Linked DNA regions of Homo sapiens: region 1 is linked to region 2. The links are chromatin contacts, found by Hi-C or POLR2A ChIA-PET in ENCODE. All regions are on one chromosome and are shown on one strand. Each heading gives the region's core, a stretch centred on a gene start or an enhancer-like site at or near the end of the contact. The rest is flanking DNA. Distances are from core to core; before and after follow the strand shown. Region 1 overlaps RDUR (RIG-I dependent antiviral response regulator RNA). Region 2 overlaps NXPE3 (neurexophilin and PC-esterase domain family member 3).

Region 1 (5,685 bases), core at 1,835-4,334, 150 kb after region 2:
TTGACATATCTTTTTCTATCTTTTTATTTCCAACCTTTCTATATCCTCTTATTTTAGACATGTCTCTAGTAAGTATATAGCATGTTTTGTTTTTTTTTTAATAATACAATAATTTCTCTTTTAATTGAATCATTTATTTCATTTCTATTTGATGCAATCACTGATAATCTTTGTTTTCTTCGCTCCCCTTTTGTTCTTTCTTAACTTTTGGTTTTATATTCATCTAATGTTTTCATTATTCAACTTCTCCTCCTATCAGCTTGATACTTACACACCGTCTTACTATTTTAGTGATTAGAGATTACCATAGCTATCCTCAATTTATCAAAATCAACTTTCCTAGTTAAAGCTGTGAGTCATTGTTCATAGCTGACATCCACAGTGGTGTGGGTTTAATTCCTATCAGCAGCTCATGTCAACTCTTTCTTTGCTTTCACTACAGTTTTCTTTTTACTTGGGTATAACTGACCAACAATGTTATGGGATCCTTAAAAGAGAGAGTAGTGGTGAGAATGGTAAGGTTGGAGATAAGGGGAGGTGTCATCATGGAATCAAAGAAACAGTTTTTGGTTTTTGGGGTCTTGGTGACATCACCTTTTTCTTTGCTCCTGGCCTCCCTAAAACCTCCCTTCTGTCTCACCCTTCCTGCTCTGTCTCCTGCTCTTTTTTTCTCTAGCTCTATGGTAGTTTACTAGGGCTGCTGGAATGAAGTACCGTAAGCTTGGTGTCTTAAACAACAGAAATTTATTGTCTCACAGAGCTGGAGGCTAGAATTCTGAAATAAAGGTGGCAGGGCCATATTTCCTCCTAAGATTCAATGGCAGAATATTTTCTTGCCTCTTCCTATCTTCCTAGCTTCTTCTGGTGGTTGCCAGCAATCCTTGCCATATCTTGGCTTGTAGACATGTTATTCCAATCTTTGCCCTCATCTTTATAGGGCATTCTTCCCTGTGCGTCTCTATGTCTCCTCACATGGCATTCTCATTGTGTGTCTGTGTTCTCATTTTCTTCTTCTTATAAGAATACCAGTTACTGGATTGGGGCCCACCCTAATCCAGCATGACCTCATCCTAACTTGATTACATCTTCAAGATCTTATTACCAAACAAGGTCACATTCTGAGGTTCCATGTGGACATAAATTTTGGGGGATGCTCTTCAACCCAGTACAAGCTCACTTACTCTGTAGAGTGCAGTAAAAGTAGCACTGACTTAGAAATTAGACATTCTAAGTACTAATTGTGCTTGTGCTACTAATTATATAATACAGACTTTGGAGTTCACAAGCAGGGGTTCAAATCTCAGCTTTGTCATTTAACTACCTTGAGCCTCAGAGTAGTAAAATCAAATGATTTTATTTTTGAGATTCAGCTTTCAAATTCTAGTCACTCCTTTGGGCTATTTCTTTTTCTTACTCTGCCATGCCCATCTAATCCCTTTCCTCTTTAACAACTTGACCTCTTAATTCCAGTTTTCTTCCTCCTTAATTCTCCTCTTTATCCTTTTCTTCCCACTTTAGAAAAACATTATTTCTTTTAAATAATAGAGACAGGGTCTCACCGTGTTGCCCAGGCTAGTCTCAAACTCCTGGGCTCAAGCAGTCCCCCAACCCTGGCCTTCTAAAGTGCTGGGATTACAGGCATTAGCTACCATGCCTGGCCTCTCCCCAGTTTTTTTCCTTACAACTAGGATGATATTCATCCTGGTTTGTCCAGGAACAATCCCAGTTTATGCCCATTGTCACAGTATAATTATTGATAATGCCCCCTTCTACTTTCAAAGCATTCTGGTTTAATGATGAGTTAAATGATTGCCCTACTTAGAGTGTTTTCATAACACTTAGACCTGCCTCTATCACTGCATGATTCACAATGTACTATGTTATTGTATTTTAATTGTTTTTTGGATTTGTCTCCTTGGTGGGATTTAGGGTAGTCACTGGGAATGATTTTCTTCATTTCTGCAGACTCCACCATATATACCTGGCATTGGGAGGAGCTCAGTCATGCTGCTTGGACATGGGAATGTTTTTGAAACCTTGCTTCTTTCATTTTGTGCATAGCAGGTGTTCAATAAATCATTTTTAATTGAAGTAGATAGCTGTCTATTATGAAAATGAGAAATGAACTTGACAAGAACACTGCTTCTTCTCTCTGCCCTCCTTTATTTGTCATCATTAGCTCAGAGATCTCATTTTACCTCCAGATTTGTGAGTCATTTCTTCCTCTTGCCTCACCCATAGCTATTTTAATTCTTTGAAAACTGGAGTTAGTTATCCTTTTCAAGCCTCCAGTGAGTGCTGCGGTGACCTGATTTCCAGTTGCTGGGTGCTTGCTTTGGGCAAGTGTACCTCCACGATTGAAATCTTCCCTCCACCCCGAGCTCCTGAGGCTCTCTCCACTCTGTCATCTGTTTCAGAAGCAGTTTTTGTACCACCTTGCTTTTACCTTTGAGGCCATACCCACTGTTGGTTACTTCATCCTGTGGCTATGTCTATACAAGTGAAATTAAGTGCATAATGAAGTCAATGGTGGGTTTAATTCAGGCCACTTTTGCCTGACACTTCTTTCTTTTGCTGTCAGCTCATCACCTCAGCACCCCCAACCCACTTATTGTTTGGAGGCTGGGATCTGCTATGCCACAGGAGTATTTTCTGAGCCTTGTCATTTACTTCAAATGATGGAAGACATTTTCTTTCTTCAGGAATTATGAGACCTAATCCACCTGGATTTAGCAAATGGGTTGTTCTTCCTGCTGGTTGCTAAAAACCATCACGTATTCAGTTTTCGACAAACAATTGTTGAGAACTTACTAGGTACAAGCAATAATACCAACACAATTATTGTCTTCAGGGAGTTCTCTAGAGGCTGCGGGCGTGCACTGCTCAAATCCACTTGCGTGAGAAGCTCATGAGGAGGGTAGTTAGCTGACAGTTTCCAGCTGCGGCCCCTCTGGCTCTGCCCCTGCATTCACGCTGACAAGTCACAGACTTCTGGGGATTCTTCTAGCTAGTAACTGAATGTGGTAGTTGTATGGTACCATGGTCAGGCTATTTCTGGCTGGCATGGGACTCCTCTAATGAGGAGTCTTTGCTTGAGGCCTCCTGGTCGGCCTGGCTCAGACTCAGTGCTGCAATGCCGTCTGACTCCTACTACCCAGTCCTCCTCCTTCCCTCCTATTCTGAAGGCCCTCCCTGCCCATGCTGGTTGCCCCTCCCCAAATCCTTCACAGGCGTTTCTCCCAAGAAATCTCCTGCATGACTAATTTTGTCTTGGCATCTTGTTCGTAGAAGAGTTGAGCTGACACAAGTTTCCAGTCCAGTATTGTAGATTAAACATGTGCACAAAGAACACAGCATACTCTTCATTATATTCCTCTCCAACATTAAGTGGTGAGATTAAAGTACAACAGGGACAGGTAATCTTAGATTGCGAAAAGAGGTATATTTTATATTTACCATAGTCTGTCATTTCCGAGAAGGCAAAGACCATGACCAACATAATTATTTGTTCAGGTGAACAGTTCTTTGTTCACTTGTCATGGGTGATAAGTAAAAGCACTTAAGAGAAGAAGAATAATAATAGTTGTGTAATTGTAATAATAATAATAATAATAATAATAATTTATTGAGGGCCCTGTCTCTGCCAGGCATTAGGTACTTTGTGTATCTTTTTTTCCAGTCTTCATAACAACCAAGCAAAGAAGGTATTGCTGTCATCCTCATTTTGCAGAAGAGGAAAGTGAAAAATGAAAGAGGTTAAATAGATTGCTCAAGGTTGTCCGGACGCAGTGGCTCACACCTGTAATCCCAGCACTTTGGGAGGCCGAGGTGGGAGGATCACCTGAGGTCAGGAGTTCAAGACCAGCCTGGCCAACATGGTGAAACCCCATCTCTACTGAAAATACAAAAATTAGCCAGGCATGGTGGCGCATGCCTGTAATCTCAGCTACTCAAGAGGCTGAGGCAGGAGAATTGCTTGAACCCGGGAGGTGGACGTTGCAGTGAATTGAGATTGCACCACTGTACTCCAGCCTGTGCAACACCACGCCTGGCTTAATTTTTGTATTTTTAGTAAAGATGGGGTTTTGCCATGTCGGCCGGGCTGGTCTCACACTCCTGACCTCAGGTGATCTGCCCACCTCTGCCTCAGATTATTCTTTTTCCTGTCTTAGAAAAAAAAAAAAAAAGATTGCTCAAGGTCACCCTGAAGCTAGTGAGTGGCTGTGCCAGGGTTTGGGTTTGTGAAGCTCTGATGCTCTTGAATTTCCCATGATACCATGCTCTGTCTTTAGGGTGATCTTCAGACTTAGGCCACATGGTAATCAGTCTGGGGAATTTGAGGAATATCCCTCCCAATGGGCTAGGGAGTCTATAGCCTAGACCAGATCTTAGTCCATGAGTTCTACATTCTTAATATTTCACAGTGTATTTTTAGGAACTTCTGAAAAAGAAGAATGATGTCTTCAAGATGGGCTTCTCCTTTTTTATTAGATCCTGTTGTCCAGAGTTGTAGAGCTAGAAAGTACCCTAGAAAAAAAGCCAGATACAAAAAGCCAATATGGTATGATTCCATTTATATGAAATTTCCAGAATAGGGAAGTGACTTAATGAGGGTGGGGTTTCTTTTTCGGGTAATGAAAATGTTCTGAAATTAGATAGTAGTAATGATTGCACAACTCTTTGAATATACTAAAAACCACTGAGTAAGTATAGTTTAAAAGAGTAAATATAATAAATATATATACAGTGTATTAGGCTTCCAGGCTCTCTTTAAGAACTCAAAAACTTGAGTTAGATAAAACTTCTTACATTACAAATGTTTAAGCTAAACTAAATTATGATTCATCTCTAGGCTTTTACCTTACTTCTAGAGGTCGAATGGCTTTCTTACTCTAAAATGGGTGCACACAGCTCACACTTCCAGATTATTTCTTTTTTATTTTTTGGAGATGGAGTCTTGCTCTGTTGCCCAGGCTGGAGTGCAGTGGCGTGATCTTGGCTTACTGCAACCTCTGCCTCCTGGGTTCAAGTGATTCTCCTGCCTTAGCCCCCTGGGTAGCTGGGATTACAGGCACGTCCACCATGCCCGAGTAATTTGTTTTTATTTTTATTTTTTATTATACTTTAGGTTCTAGGGTACATGTGCACAATGTGCAGCTTTGTTACATAGGTATACATGTGCCAAGTTGGTTTGCTGCACCCATCAACTCGTCATTTACATTAGGTATTTCTCCTAATGCTATCCCTCCCCCAGCCCCCCACCCTACGACAGGCCCTGGTGTATGATGTTCCCCTCCTTGTGTCCATGTGTTCTCATTGCTCAGCTCCCACTTATGAGTGAAAACGTGGTGTTTGGTTTTCTGTCCTTGTGATATTTTGCTGAGAATGATGGTTTCCAGCTTCATCCATGTCTCTGCAAAGGACATGAACTCATCCTTTTTTATGGCTGCATAGTATTCCAGGGTGTATATGTGCCACATATTCTTTATCCAGCCTATCATTGATGGGCATTTTGGTTGGATCCCTTTATTTCTTTCTCTTGCTTGATTGCCCTGGCCAGAACTTCCAATACTATGTTGAATAGGAGTGATGAGAGAGGGCATCCTTGTCTTGTGCTGGTTTTCAAAGGGAATGCTTCCAGTTCTTGCCCATTCAGTATGATATTGGCTGTGGATTTGTCATAAA
Region 2 (4,906 bases), core at 932-3,431:
GGCAGGAGAATGGCGTGAACCCGGGAGGCGGAGGTTGCAGTGAGCCGAGATTGCGCCACTGCACTCCAGTCTGGGTGACAGAGTGAGACTCCGTCTCAAAAAAAAAAAAAAAAAAAAAAAAAAAAAAAGATATTTGGACTAGCTACTCTCTAAGGTCCCATTCAACAGTCTATGAATTTATAGAATTTCTATCTATATAGCATTCTTAGCTTACCTCTGTAAACTGCAGAGGTTTTAGGGGACTAAAATATATAGGAAAGAAAATTAAATTTCCAAGGTTTCATAGGGGGAATTCAAGGAGTAAACTCAAACTCAAGCCATTACAATTACTGTGTAGCTGGGCCCTTCTCATATTCCCAGCACTTGACAGAGTGTTCCTAACCAGCTCAATATACACTATCCTCATTCCTCATCCTGCTGAGGGCTGTCCCTCCCTACTGACCTTATCCCAAGCTTCCTATGCTCATGGCAGTCTCTGGTGCAGGGAATTGGTTGATCCCATTTCTTCTGTCTTGTTTTCCCCCTTATAAACTGTGTACTCCCCTTTGTCCTGCCTTTTACTGTTCTTAATTCTGCAGACAATTCCATACCATAAAATTAATGGACAGGTTTGCTGCACATCTCACCCCGCAGCCCTCCCTGCCCCGCCCCACCTCAATTCACGTTGTGTCCTTTTCGTCCAACTCTTTCTGGATGATTTAGGGAAATTTATCTCTCTGCCTTTTTCTCTTTCGTTTTGTTCCATCTTTGGCCCAGACAGCCCTCATTATGGCTAATGGATTACATGGCGTGACACCCTTTGGAGGAAAATGCAAACCATGGGCTTTAAAGAGAAGCCAAGAAATTTTAGAGATGCAGGGACATTACTTTCAAATAATAAAAAATATCCCTTCTGGTTTTGCCCAAATCTTCATATCTGCTTTTACAACCACCTCTGTTTAAACTTCTTCCTTCACCAGCAATTTTCAAGATAACCATAAAGTTGAGTAATAACTCATTTTTATTTTTTGTTTTAATTATTTTTATTCCATGTGAATAGTACATTAGGGGTTATATTATCTATTTAGGAGACTTTCATATCTCAGTTATCTTACATGAACTGCATTGTGAGTTCCAAGAAACACCATTTAAACAGCCACAGACTTCTTAAAAATCATATTAAAATTGTCAGGAAATGTTTTTGTCCCAGTTGACCATAAGGGGGCAACATAGGTATGTGCATTTCATTTAAAAAATATGATTTTTTTCTCATGTAGCATGCAGCATGTTTAAAGAATTAATGTCAGATTTAGTAATTGATTTGCTTTCCTTAGCTCTGGTAGTAAATATAATTAACATTTGAATGGAAATGGTAATTGTTTCCTGTGTGACATATACTTTTCTTTATAACACATATTTGACACAGAATAACCGAGTCTACCGAATTAACAGTGGTAAAAAATTGTAACATCAAAATAACTTTTAATTCTCATTCTAGTAAATGTTTTCTGTGGGCCCTAGGTGTCGTCTCTGGAGCTCTCTAACTATGCAGCCTCGATGTACTGATATAATGAGGGAGCTTTGCACAAGGTGCAGTAACATATTAAAGCTACACTTGATAACATGTTGAGAAATTATTTTTGAACAAGCCTAGGAAATGTTTACCCTACATGCCCCCGACAATTTTTCTTTGATAATCGCATTTGCCAAATAAAGCTTTTAAAATCAGCGTTCAGTTTCCTTTTCTACTTGGGCTCTGAACCTGCAAAGAATTAGCAGATGCCGAAGAAAAAAAGATTAGATATGCACTCTGTGTCAAATAGAACATCATCTTTGGAGGGATAAAAACCAAAATAATTTGGAGTAACACAGATAATGTCAAGTCAAATAAGCTAAAAGTAGTCACAAATAGGGGAGTCACTTAAATTTAAATTTCTGAGTTGTGTAAGCATTTAGAGTCCAAATTGTGGCTTAATAGGTGACTATAGAATGACTGGACTTTGATAAAGGTTGTGTAAGAAAATGATATAACCTGGTGGTTTCTTGAAGATTGTAGGTTTGAATAATTGTTAGAAATGAATAAATATATACCTTCAAGAAAAAAAAAAAGAAATGGTTAACATCTATAAACATCTGTTTTTGAGAAGTGATCTAGCACACAGTGGTTAAGATCATGGGCTTTGGGCTCACTTGCTTGGGCCAGGTGCTGGCTTTGCTCCTTACTAGCTCAGCTCTGGGACCTTGGTCAAGTTGTTTAGCTGTTCTGAAAGGTAGGGATAGTGATAGGACCTACTTCAAAGAGTTACTGTGAGCATATGAGATAATACGTTTGCTCAGAATAGTGTCTGAGGCAGAGTAAACTTGCAAGAAATATTAGCCATCACAGTCTGTTTTGAAGCATGTAACGTGTGGCATTTTCTACAGGAGGTGTTAGGGCAGAAGGATGTTGACTTTCCCTCTGAAAGGTCGTTTTGCTTGTGTTATCAAGTGTAACTAGGTTACAACCAGGAGGTACACATTGGTGATGTATTTTTAGCATTGTTCATTATATATAAAGACTTTCTGAACCTTTTGTATAATGGAGAATAATCCGTTAGATTGTCTGCCATTAGTTTGTTCTCCATATTAAGTGGTGTTTTTTTGGAATTAAAATTAAAATTTGAAGATGGGATTCATGGATTCTAACTTTGCTTTTAATGGGCTGAAAACAGTGAACTAATACTACTCTGTATGTGTAAAGTATTAGTCTAAGTTGTTACTTGCCTCGCAGGCATGTGGGTGAGAAACTGTTCTCTTCTGGGAGAATGCTGGATAAATGCTTATGTCCACACATTTCCTTTGGTTTTGTCTTCCTTTATATTTGGCTTTGATAAAAACATATGTAATCAGGCTGGGCATGGTGGCTCACGCCTGTAATTCTAGCACTTTGGGAGGTCGAGGCGGGCGGATCACTTGAGATCAGAAGTTTGAGATCAGCCTGGCCAACATAGTGAAACCCCATCTGTACTAAAAGTGCAAAAATTGGCCAGGCGTGGTGGCTCACGCCTGTAATCCCAGCACTTTGGGAGGCCGAGGTGGGTGATCACAACGTCAAGAGATTGAGACCATCTTGGCCAACGTGATGAAACCCTATCTCTACTAAAAATACAAAAATTAACTGGGTGTGGTGGTACACGCCTGTACTCCCAGCTACTCGGGAGGCTGAGGCAGGAGAATCGCTTGAACCCAGGAGGCAGAGGTTGCAGTGAGCTGAGATCATGCCACTGCACTCCAGCCTGGCGACAGAGCGAGACTCTGTCTCGGAAAAAAAAAAAGCAAAACTTAGCCAGGCATGGTAATGCGTGCCTGTAATCCCAGTTACTTGGGAGGCTGAGGCAGGAGAATCACTTGAACCCAGGAGGCGGAGGTTGCAGTGAGCCGAGATTGTGCCACTGCACTCCAGCCTGGGCAAAAAGAGTGAGACTCCATCTCAAAAAAAATGTAAGCAGAGGGAATGCTGAAAGTCCCTCCTTTCCTTTCTGTCCACCAATACCTTCATGCCCATTTCAGATCTTCCCATTTTTGTACAAAGGAAAACCTTTTTTTTTTTTAATTTTACTTTTAAGTTCTGGGATACATGTGCAGAATGTGCAGGTTTATTACATAGGTATACATGTAGTTTGCTGCACCTGTCAACCCATCATCTAGGTTTTAAGCCTTGTATTTGTCCTAATGCTCTCCCTCCCCTTCCCCCCAACCCCCCGACAGGCCACGGTGTGTGATGTTCCTCTCCCTGTGTCCATGTGTTCTCATTGTTCAACTCCTACTTATGAGTGAGAACATGTGGTGTTTGGTTTTCTGTTCCTGTGTTAGTTTGCTGAGAATGATGACTTCCAGCTTCATCCATGTCCCTGCAAAGGACATGAACTCATTCTTTTTTATGGCTGTGGAAAACCTTTTTTTAATCAGGAGAAAAGTCTGGGATTTGAGGTCTGACAGCAGGAAATGTTTCCCACATGCTATCAGGCTAACAAATACATGGGCATAATTGTTTCTTGGGACATTTTTCATCTATTGTTGGAGGAGAATATTAAAATATTTGTTTTTCTTTTTTCTTTGCAGAAACTAACAGTCTAGAACTATCTCAAGGCTCAGGAACTTTTCCTTCTGGGTATTATTATAAAGACCAGTGGAGGCCCAGAAAGTTTAAGATGCGTCAGTTTAATGACCCTGACAACATTACAGAGTGCTTACAAAGAAAAGTGGTGCATTTATTTGGTGACTCAACAATCAGGCAATGGTTTGAATACCTTACTACATTTGTTCCAGGTTGGTACTGTGCCTTTTGTTTCGTAACTCTTTCCCACATCAGCTTTGAAATAAGCAGACTCACTCAGGTGCCTGAAGAAAGGTTATCAGGTGAGGAAACATATATTTCTGTGTAGGACTAAAGAGGTACCCAAACCCTGGAGAGATGTGTGACAGTTTCTGATCAATAGCTGTGTTGTGTTGTACTCATGGAAGCACTGGGTTCTCATTGAGGTTTATGTCACTGATGAGCTGTATGACTTTGGACAAGTCATTTACTTTTTAGGGCTTCATTTCTCCATGTGTGAGATGAGACAGCTGGACCATGTCACTTCACAGGTGTCTTTCCCTTCTAATATTCTGGGTTGTAAAATAGAGGTGGGCATTTCCAGTTGTTTCTCCCCTAGTTCTGTCTCATCCAACTCCAAGTTTATAGTAGCTTTGAGTAGAAGGAAGCAGCCAGACCTATGGTAGTCCATATTGCATCCTTGCAGCAAAGCCATCCCTGTGTCATCCATTGGGCCTACCATTGGTGTGACTCTGAGATGGAGTTGGCTCCTCCTGAGGGAGTCTGGGTAAGTTCCAGCATTCTTAGCTTCTTGATTTCTCTGCTTGGCTCTGGGGCTGTTCTCCAGACTCA

Evidence for each region. A loop is a pair of places that touch in the nucleus more often than their neighbours do. ChIA-PET counts read pairs that join two places held with the same protein, here RNA polymerase II (POLR2A). Pooled maps may share reads with other maps.
Region 1: a loop to region 2 is called in a map of K562, with 2.4 times the contacts of the local background. The contact joins two enhancer-like sites. A Hi-C loop is called at or near these places in 4 of 168 maps with a recorded cell type or tissue (Caco-2, K562, esophagus muscularis mucosa and 1 more), 3 of 37 single-sample maps with no recorded cell type and 7 of 50 pooled maps. POLR2A ChIA-PET finds 5 or more read pairs at or near these places in 3 of 52 experiments (MCF 10A, activated T-cell and activated naive CD4-positive, alpha-beta T cell).

The regions. Positions count from the first base shown.
Region 1 is chr3:101,961,852-101,967,536 of GRCh38, forward strand. The region is part of intron 2 of RDUR (RIG-I dependent antiviral response regulator RNA); the gene reads left to right. Among named protein-coding and RNA genes, the nearest start is that of RDUR, 24 kb to the left of the region's middle. Within about 2 kb of position 3,085, at least 3 of the 41 ENCODE cell types and tissues checked have a DNase peak (open chromatin) inside an H3K27ac peak, as active enhancers do.
Region 2 is chr3:101,812,715-101,817,620 of GRCh38, forward strand. It overlaps NXPE3 (neurexophilin and PC-esterase domain family member 3), which reads left to right. Exons shown (of 8, transcript NM_145037.4): 7 at 4,081-4,287. Among named protein-coding and RNA genes, the nearest start is that of NFKBIZ, 34 kb to the right of the region's middle. Within about 2 kb of position 2,182, at least 2 of the 41 ENCODE cell types and tissues checked have a DNase peak (open chromatin) inside an H3K27ac peak, as active enhancers do.